2 separate regions of the Homo sapiens genome follow, and region 2 is linked to region 1. A link is an interaction called in ENCODE POLR2A ChIA-PET data of the cell type or tissue named here. Cell type or tissue: GM12878. All regions are shown on one strand.

Region 1 (5,000 bases):
GGTTGCAAATATTTTATCTTATTCTTCCATCCTGGTGAGTTAAGTGTTCTCTCTCTTTTCTCCACATTCATCAGAGCCCAAAGGGTAAACAGAAGTTTCTAGAAACATTGCTTTTTAGAGTTAGGAACACTAATTTTAAAGGACAGAGAAAGGTTATTAATTTTTTACTTATTGTACTATGTTTATCTTTAACTAACAAATAAAAATGAAAAGAAAACAGGAGAAGGAATGCTCTCTTGACCCAGAATTCTCTTACCCAAGTCATCCATCACGCTTCTCAAGAAACACACACAATGCAACTGAGACAAGGTAACATACATGACAGATCAACTGTAATTGCTAATTGATAGAATTTCTTAGCTGGTAGTGGGTAGAAGGGTGTTGGGTATTTGTCATGTTATTCTTGATCCTTTTTTATTGTGGTAAAGCATTCATAACATAAAATTTACCATCTTAACCATTTTAAGTGTACAGTTCAGTGGCATTAAGTACACTCACATTGTTGTGCAACTATCGCCAACATCCATCTCCAGAAGTCTTTTCATTTTGCAAAACTGAAATTATATACCTATGAAACAATAACTGCCCATTATCCCTCCCTCAGCCCCTGCAAACCACCATCCTACTTTCTGTCTCTATACATTTGACTACTCTAGGTACCTCACATAAGTGGAATCATATAGTATTTGTCTGTTTGTGTCTGGTTTATTTCACTTAGCATAATGTCCTCAAAGTTCATCCATGTTACAGCATGTGTCATAATTTCTTTCCTTTTTAAGGCTGGATAATATTTGTTTATCAATTCATCCTCAATGAACACTTGGGTTGCTTCCACCTTTTGCCTATTGCGAATAATGCTGCTCTGAATGTGGGTGTGCAAATATTTGTTCAAGTCCCTTGTTGATCCCTTTCTATGTGTCTCTGTTAAAACCTCATTTTGAAATATTAAACATGCTTTAAAAAATATCACTTAGGCCGGGCGTGGTGGCTCATGCCTGTAATCCCAGCATTTTGGGAGGCCGAGGCAGGCAGATCACAAGGTCAAGAGATTGAGACTATCTTGGCCAACATGGTGAAACCCAGTATCTACTAAAAATACAAAAACGTGCTGGGCGCGGTGGAACGTGACTGTAAGTCCCAGCTACTCAGGAGGCTGAAGCAGGAGAATCACTTGAACCCGGTTGCAGTGAGCCGAGATCACACCACTGCACTCCAGCCTGGAAACAGAGCGAGACACCATCTCAAATAAAAAAGTATCACTTAGCTAGCAATCTTTAGCTATCATCTAACAGGTTGAGGAGAAGGAACTGGCAGCTAGAATTTGTGATTCTATCCCACACCCACTGAAATAAATATGGAGATGATATGCAAAAGCCTTTGGAAGAGGCAGTTCAGGTTGAATATCCCTCATCAGAAAAGCTTGGGACCAGAAGTGTCTTGGATTTCAGATTTTTTTTTCATGTTTTGGAATATTTGCATTATACTTGCCAGTTGAGTATCTGTAATCTGATATCCAAAATGCTCCAATGAGCATTTTCTTTAAACGTCACGTCAGCACATAAAAAGTTTCAGATTTTGGAGCATTTCAGATTTTGGATTTTCACATTTGGGATGCTAAACCTGTATTCTGAAGCATGCTGAGCTGAAGGCAAAGTGAATACACATCTCACCACCTGCCCAACCTTGTGCAATCAAGCTGAGTAAAGACTGGCAGAAACCCATGCTGCCATGCAGTAGGTGAGAATGGGTGGTTTACCAAAGACAGAAACATTATTTTAACTTCATTACTCAACAAAATCACCATGGGGCATTCTCAGCAAAGAATTCTTTGAAGCTCTCCAGAGGCTTCTGACTGGTCATGTGGGAACTTGATTTGTTCAACAAATGTTTGTCAGCTGTAGGAGCTAGAATGGGCTGATGGTACACAGACTGGACCCCAATATTTCTTCCTGGGAACGTTGGGGAGGGTTTGCAAAGAGAGAAGTGGGATGCTTAAGCTTTTCAACATTTCCAAAAGCTTAATAACCAAATGAGGGCTCACAGGTTAAAATGCTTTGAGGACTCTATATAAACAGTACCATGACCCTGAACTGGAGAACTAGTTATGTTCTGATGAAGATAGGAACAAAAGCTTTTAGAAACCATGCCCAGCTGAAGACATACTAGAAACTTCTCAACCTTTCAACTTGCAGATGAAGAAATCGATGCTTAAAAAGGTGAAATAACCTTCCCAACATTGATAATGGCTGATAGAGCTGAGAATTATTCAGATGAAGATAATTCCAGTGAGGGTGTCTGAATCATCCTGGGCAGAAGTCATGGGGAGATAAAGGCACAGAAATGCTTTTCCAGCCTCAAGGAGATAACAGTCTGATTCCAAGCCACTGAAAACAGGCAGGATATTTGTAAACTGTTACTAAGTCTTGCTGGTTACCCCCAGGCCCACTTGCCTCTGGCCACAGAATCTTAGGGTTGAAGGGGAGGCCGTCCAGGCCTGTGTGGTTTCGTTTTCTTTGTTTCAGTACAAAGCTGACACTCATCAGCTCTAATAAATGATCACTTTCCATTTTCCACTTCAACTTGGGCTTTTGGCAGAATGAGTTCATACATCAATGTGAATGGATCGATACAGTTCATAATTTATGAACATGTGGAAGGAGAGAGACTGATCCTACAAAATCCCCAGCTGATGCTTACCTCTCTTCCTTCTTGCTGCCTAGGTTTGGTCATTTTTAAATTTATGATCACCTCCACCTGAGAGGATCAGCAGGAAGTGAGAAAAGTGAAATCACATCCTATATAAGCCTTTCTAATAAAAAGGTTTAGAGTTAAACTGCAAAAGCATTTCTGTGGGTCATTCCTGGATTTCAATGGTCCATTTTATTCCCATCAACTCTGTGAAAAGGTAACTAAGAGCTAATGACACACACTTAAATATACCCACACCCTAAGGGCCCACTCCAGAATGGGATGGTCCTTAGAAAGTATGGAAGAGAAGGATGGAGAGAGAGTCAGAGGAAGAAAGGAACAGAGGAAAGAAGGAAGAAGGGAGAGAAGGAGGGAGGAAAGGAGTCTCTTCAACATTAATGTGAATTGCACATGAGTTCTGTGCAAGAAGGGCAAGAGCTACAGGGCCAAAGCTTAGGAGGGAACATGTAAAGTTTTTAAAGTATATGTATACGTATGAAATAGAAACAGGATTTTCATTTCTAGTGTATGCTGGTTTTCCCATCCCTAACCACACAGTGCCAGACCCATCAGTAACTGAGCGATTTTTTTTTTCCTTTTTGTACATAGTTTCAACTGCCTTACCTTTTATCTCAATGATGTAGTCAAAAGTAAATTACAAAGGAAGCTAATTTCTTCAAAAAGAAATAAACTACTTCTAGTGATATTATCAAAGAGCTGCTTTAAAGCTTTTTTTTAAAAAAGGTCAAATATAAAACAACTGGTATCATTTTTTCCCTAAACAATATTTAAAAAAAATAACTATTAAGCACTTTGAGCAGCCAAGTTGGGAGAATCACTAGAGGCTAGGAGTTTAAGACCAGCCTGGGCAACATAGCAGAACTCTATTTCCATAAAAGAAATAACTATTAAGCAGCACGCTGTGTTCATTTGTTTGCTTTAATCTCTCAAATAATGTGGGCTAGCAAAGGGGTAAAATAATTAAAGGGAAAACTCAGTGGCAAACTATCTGGGAATTTTTATTTTCCTTTGTAAGGAATGACAATACCAAAGAATCCATCCAAGTGGGCCCTAGGGAGAAAAGAAGGGGGCAGAGAGGAAAAAGAAGCAAGAAGAGACTAAGGGTGGGAGGGGAGAAAAGAGCTTCTCAGGCCACCCCCACAGGGATTGTCACCTCCCTGCTCTAGTGTTACAGAATCTTCAACAAGCAAGCTGCAGGTGGTTAGAGAGATAAATTTTACCTAAATTGAAATCTTAGAACAATACTAATCATTAATCATTCATAATACTAGGTTCCTGACAGGCAAAACTGATGCATAATCACATAGTCCAAAATTAACTTTCCCTCCCTGGTCCTGATGAAAGTGATGAGGAATCAAATATCAGAGAAGGAAAAGCCCAGAAATGAAGGAAAAGCTAGGTCTGGCCCATGTACTCCAACAAAAAGGGAAGAGTACACATCTATATAGAAAATAAACTGAACTCTATACACTTTCATTTATTTTATTTTATTTTATTTATTTGTTTATTTTTTTGGTGAGACGGAGATTTACTCTGGTTGCCCAGGCTGGAGTGCAATGGCGCAATCTCAGCTCACTGCACCCTCCGCCTCCCAGGTTCAAGCGATTCTCCTGCCTCAGCCTCCCGAGTAGCTGGGATTACAGGCATGTGTCACCACGCCCGGCTAATTTTGTATTTCTAGTAGAGACGGGGTTTCACCATGTTGCCCAGGCTGATCTCGAACTCCTGACCTCAGGTAATCCGCCCGCCTCGGCCTCCCAAAGTGCTGGGATTACAGGCGTGAGCCACTGCGCCCGGCCTACACTTTCATTTATAAAACCTTGGGCAAAAGGGTAAAATCAAATATAGATTAAAATGTTCACATGAAATTGAAACCTTCCCTTGTCTTGTATACATTCTCGCACTCGCCATCGCATGTTACACAAGTGAATGTGAAAATTTTAGGACCCTTCTCTTTGAGCACAGTGTTACCCTTCTAACTTAGCTCCACCTTCAATCTCATTACTCAAGATCTAGTTGCAATTTCCTCCTCTGAAACTATTTCACCTTCTCTCTCTCTAGTAAACTGCCTGTGGTCAGGCCAAGACCTAGGTTTAGTACTTATTCTAGGATCCACTCTTAAAACAGATGTTTAATAAGTCTCCTCTCTCCCTCGGTACTCAGAAACCAAAGACAATTTCTCTGAATCACAGAATTTCAACAGCTTCCCCTTAACCATGTAACTTAATAAGTTAGTTCTCCCTCTGGTAGTTTGCCTTGAAGTAACTTGTTTTTCAAAAGGATTAGGGTAT
Region 2 (5,000 bases), 98 kb after region 1:
AAGTTTAAATATCCAGTAATGATCACGGTGATATCTCAGATGGTTTAGATTTTGATCTGGTAGAAAGCTAAGGGTTAAAACACATGATCTTAAAGTCCCTTTCCAAGCTAAGATTCGATAATCTTGCCATTAAGAAAATAAGATTCCATTATGCATAATCACCACGATCAACTCAGTCAGGCGATTAAAACTCACTGAGGTCACAGCTCTCCCTGAGTCACAAGACCGCCCCCCTCCACCACATTTTCTGCACTACAACAGTTACAAAGCCTGAAGAAACCACCAAATGATGTGGGTTCTTATTGGTAACACACTTGTACTTAATTACTCCAGACCCTACTTGGAATAACATTTCTCACAACAGAATCTAACAGGTTCCAGTTGTTAGTTTTAGAAATTGTTTTTCTGAAAGAAAACTGTATGTTTAAAGTTTCAAGAATAATTTGAGCTGGAATTGGTTGGTTTTGAGGGCCCCGTGGATGGGGAACAATTGGATAGTCACACATCTTGATTATTTACCACTGATAGAAAAGACAGTCAAACTCCTAGAAAGCATAGCCTGCTGAACACTGCAAAACAACGTGTGCTTACAAATTAATAATAACGAAATATTTTCCCTAATTGCCTTAATTTCAGAATTTGTAGGAAAAAACAACACAAGCCCATAAATCCAGGCAAAGGTTGTTCTTTTGAGTTGAAAGGGCCAACTTTTGAAGAGAATTATTTAAAATGCAGACAGAAATAAGTTAAATACCATGATTCCACCTGAATGGACACTTGGGGAAGGCATAATACAGCAGACAATAATGGTGAGGAGCACAGTCCTGTCAGGACAATTCAGACACCCAGATAATGCTGCCCGCTTGAGCTCAGGTTGCAGAGCTGGTTGGCCTAGATTCTAATGCTCTCTTTGCTCCTCACTAGTTTGTGTGACTGTGAGTATGGCTTTTAACACTGATATGCCTCAGTTACCTGTCATAGAGTGGTAGAAGAATTTGATGAGATAAAAAAGCATGGAAAGGGGCTGGGCACGGTGGTTCATGCCTGTAGTCCCGGCACTTTGGGAGGCTGAGGCAGGTGGATTGCTTGAGACCAGGAATTTGAGACCAGACTGGCCAAGATGGCAAAACCCTATCTCTACTAAAAATACAAATATCAGCCAGGCGTGGTGGTGCACGCCTGTAATCCCAGCTACTCCAGAGGCTGAGGCACGAGAGCTGTTTGAACCTGGGAGGTGGAGGTTGCAATGAGCCCAGATTGCACCACTGCATTCCAGCCTGGGTGACAGAGTGAGACTCAATCTCAAAAAACAAACAAACAAAAAAACATGGAAAGGGCTTGGCCTCCTTCCTACCTGGCATACAGTAAGGGCTCAACAAATTTTAGTCACTGTACACAGACAGACATGGGTAGATTATACATACAATGCCAGGCAGCCAGTAAGCCTTGAATAGAATGCAGCCATTATTACTCCATAAAGTAACACAGCCATCAGGGCCAAAAAGCTAACTGTAGGTTCATTTAGCACATTCTAACAGTTGCTGGATGAATTCAGCCAGAAACTTCTCAAGTGGCATTTTAATCCAGAACATCTTTACAGAATATCTTTGTAGAACAATGTTTAAAGCACAGAATTCCCAAAGGCAGGTCATAGGAGCTAAAACTATCATCCTCTAGAAGTTACATTTGTGACAATATTCCATTCAGTCCATCTCATTTGAGTTTATATCCTCTGGTGCCTAACACACAGCAGATGCCCACATGCCCAAGGACACCAGGACTAAATGTTGTGAGCAAGATGAGGCTCTGCACATTATAATACATACCTGGACAGGGCACGGTGGCTCCTGCCTATAACCCTGGCATTTTGGGAGGCCAAAGCGAAAGGATCACTTGAGCCCAGGAGGGCAACCAGCGTGGGCAACATAGTGATACCCCCATCTCTACAAAAAATTTAAAAAAAAAAAACAGGTTAGGTGGTTACATGTGTATAGTCCCAGTTACTCGGGAGGCTGAGGTGGTAGAATCACCTGAGCCTGGGAGGTTGAGGCTGCAGTGAGCCATGATCATACCACTACACTCCAGCCTAGGCTATGGAAGGAGACACTGTCTCTAAATAACATAACATAACATAACATAACATAACATAACATAACATAACATAACATAACATAACATAACACACCCAGAAAAATTACTGCTACCTTGTGAAGAGAGACAAACATCTTGAAAACAATCATCCATATAATTCACAAAATTAATGGCCCTTGAGTTTAAAGTTTAAAGAAAAGTGAAATATGATTAAAGAGGTCCATGTCAGGGTCTTTGAATGTAGAACAGTAACCTGAAAATCTCTACTTTATGACACTTGTTGAAGTAGATTTGTGATCCCTTCATAAATCAAGAAGAACAAAGTAACTGTGAGCTTTATCTTGGAGTGGTACAATTAGGCAAAATACTGGCCTTTCGCCTCATGGATCAAAAAAGAACAGCCACATTCACCAACCACTTTAAACAAATATCAAAATGGGCTCTAAATGTGCCAAAGAGAGATCTAAAACACCTAGCAAATGAAAGCTGAGGCCACGGCAAGTGAGCTGAGAATGGTTATGCTCAGCACACATAGGACATGCAAGCTGCAAGTGTACACACTTCACCCATCAACAATTGGGCAGGCAGAGGGGAAAATGTACTTTTGCCGAACACATACAAAAACAGGCAGAGAAAACAGCTTACTTCCTCACAGACAGAGTCAGATAAATTTAAAGATCAACAAGCATATTCTTTTAACCCCTATCATAGCTTCCTGCCTTCCACATGTCTATCTGTGAGCTACAAAATGTTGAGGGCCTGTGTCCTGTTGAACTTTATCAAATGTCCCCTAACAGACAAATGTCCCCTAAAAGAGCAGGCAGACACATGCACATCAGCCCGAGCTATAGTTTCAAGGCTTTTTTTCTTTTAAAATTCATTTGAAAATGAATAGCTGTGGGTCCCTTCCAGGAGAACTCAGAAGAAAAGGCTGCTTATACATGCTTTGCTTGACTAAAGAACAATGTTGTCTGGATCTGAGGGTAAGGTTTTAAAAGGAAGATACTGGTAGTTAAATCCAACATGGGAAAATTAACCCCTGTGAAAGAGTCCACATCTACCTGAAATAGGTGACTGGCTTTCTGTTTTAGGTAGCAGTCTGAGGTCCCAGAAGTGCAGTCTTTTTTTTTTTTTTTTTTTTTTTTTTCATTAAATGACTTTAAGATATCATCCTAGTTTTTCCTATTATTGTACCCCATATTATGGTCTGTCATGGTCTGTTAAACAAAAAAACAAACAAACAAACAAACAAACAAACAAACAAAAAACCCAAAACTTAGAAACTAGGCAAAAAAGATGATCATGTGACCTTTTAATGTCATGCTATTGCATTTTTAATAAACACTCCCCCCCATCCCCCGCCAGGAGGGTCACCTGACTCTGAAAATGTAACTTGATTTAACTAACACTACTAGGATATTTTACAATCCTATAAAAGTCAGAAGATAATGTAGAAAAATGATAAGGTATGCTGTTTTCTCTTTTTTCTTTTCTGGTAGAGATGATAACCCCAAAGGTAAAGATTTTATTGTTCTCTAAGACATGAACCAGTTTTGAACCTAACTTAGCAATCTTATTTGAACATTCCTTTTTCCACTGAGGTTTTTTTTTTTTCCACTGAGTTCCTCATATCCTCACTGAGCTTGTTTTGTTATTCTGCTAGTTCCCTCATTAAATAAGTTCAACGAAACTTTGACACATGTTCTTTGTATGTTTTTAACAATATAATAGGCCTGGCATAGTGGCTCATACTTGTAATCCCAACACTTGGGCAGGCCAAGGCGGGAGGATCACTTGAGCCCAGGAGTTCAAGACCAGCTGAACAACATAGCAAGACCCGCCCAGGCACGGTGGCCCACGCCTGTAATCCCAGCACTTTGGGAGGCTGAGGCGGGCGGATCACTTGAGCGCAGGAGTTGGAGACCAGCCTGGGCAATATGGTGAAACCCCGTCTATACAAAAAATACAAAATAATTACCCAGGTGAGGTGGCATATACCTGTGGTCCTAGCTACTTGGGAGGCTGTGGCAAGAGGATCACTTGAGCCCAGGAGTTTGAAGCTACAGTGAGCTATGATCCCACCCCTGCACTCCAGCCTGGGTGGCAGAGCAAGACTGTCTAAAAAAAATAAAAAAATAAATTAAAAATCAGTCTTTGTCAGTTCCTGGGGCCCAATAATCAAATCATCACTGGGAGATTGGGTTCTGTGCATCAGGACGCCTCACCAGTTATATTCATAGGTGGCTACATTATGACAAGATTCAGGCTGATTAGCTAAATTGACTAGTGTGGCGCAAATGAGGCTTCAGGCACAGGTATGGCACCTCCTCCCCTCACCCAATGGAAGCCACAACTTTACACAGAGAAAAATCTACAGGTTGAAAGTCAGTGACAGCAGCAATTCCACTCTTACATGTGTGCATATGCAAGAGCAATTAGTGCTAATGTCCATAAGACAACATACAAGAATGTTCAGAGCCTCTATCAATAAAATCCTCAAACTGGAAACAACCCAAATATCCATCAACAAAATATTAAACAAATTATGGGATATTCATCATAATGGGATACTACACAGCAAGAACAAAGTACCGATGTACGCAAAAACATTTTGTTGTGCACCAGTCATATATAAAAGAACATATATTGTATGACTCCATTTATACAAAATTCTAGTACAGGCAAAACTAATGTATGATGATCAATTTCCTAGGGGGAGAGGAATCATTGGGAAAAGGCTTGGTGGAACTGTCTGTTCTTTTTTTTTTTTTCTTTAATGAAAGCAAATTTATTAAGAAAGTAAAGGGGCTGGGCGCAGTGGCTCATGCCTGTAATCCCAGCAATTTGGGAGGCCGAGGCAGGCGGATCACAAGGTCAAGAGATTGAGATCGTCCTGGCCAACATGTGAA

Evidence for each region. ChIA-PET counts read pairs that join two places held together with the same protein. Peaks named below come from ENCODE experiments on the same cell type or tissue, not always from the same donor. Only the 100,000 strongest peaks of a DNase experiment are listed, where the experiment ranks them.
Region 2: POLR2A ChIA-PET joins it to region 1 with 5 read pairs; 2 of 35 experiments call an interaction of 5 or more read pairs at or near these places.

What each region holds. Positions count from the first base shown.
Region 1 is chrX:19,726,731-19,731,730 of GRCh38, forward strand. The region is part of intron 3 of SH3KBP1 (SH3 domain containing kinase binding protein 1); the gene reads right to left. Among named protein-coding and RNA genes, the nearest start is that of SH3KBP1, 160 kb to the right of the region's middle. RefSeq lists an enhancer at 2,491-2,590. In GM12878, no CTCF peak of the experiment used is centred here; no DNase peak of the experiment used is centred here; H3K27ac peaks cover 2,504 bases.
Region 2 is chrX:19,824,570-19,829,569 of GRCh38, forward strand. All of the region lies in intron 2 of SH3KBP1 (SH3 domain containing kinase binding protein 1), which reads right to left. Among named protein-coding and RNA genes, the nearest start is that of SH3KBP1, 61 kb to the right of the region's middle. In GM12878, no CTCF peak of the experiment used is centred here; no DNase peak of the experiment used is centred here.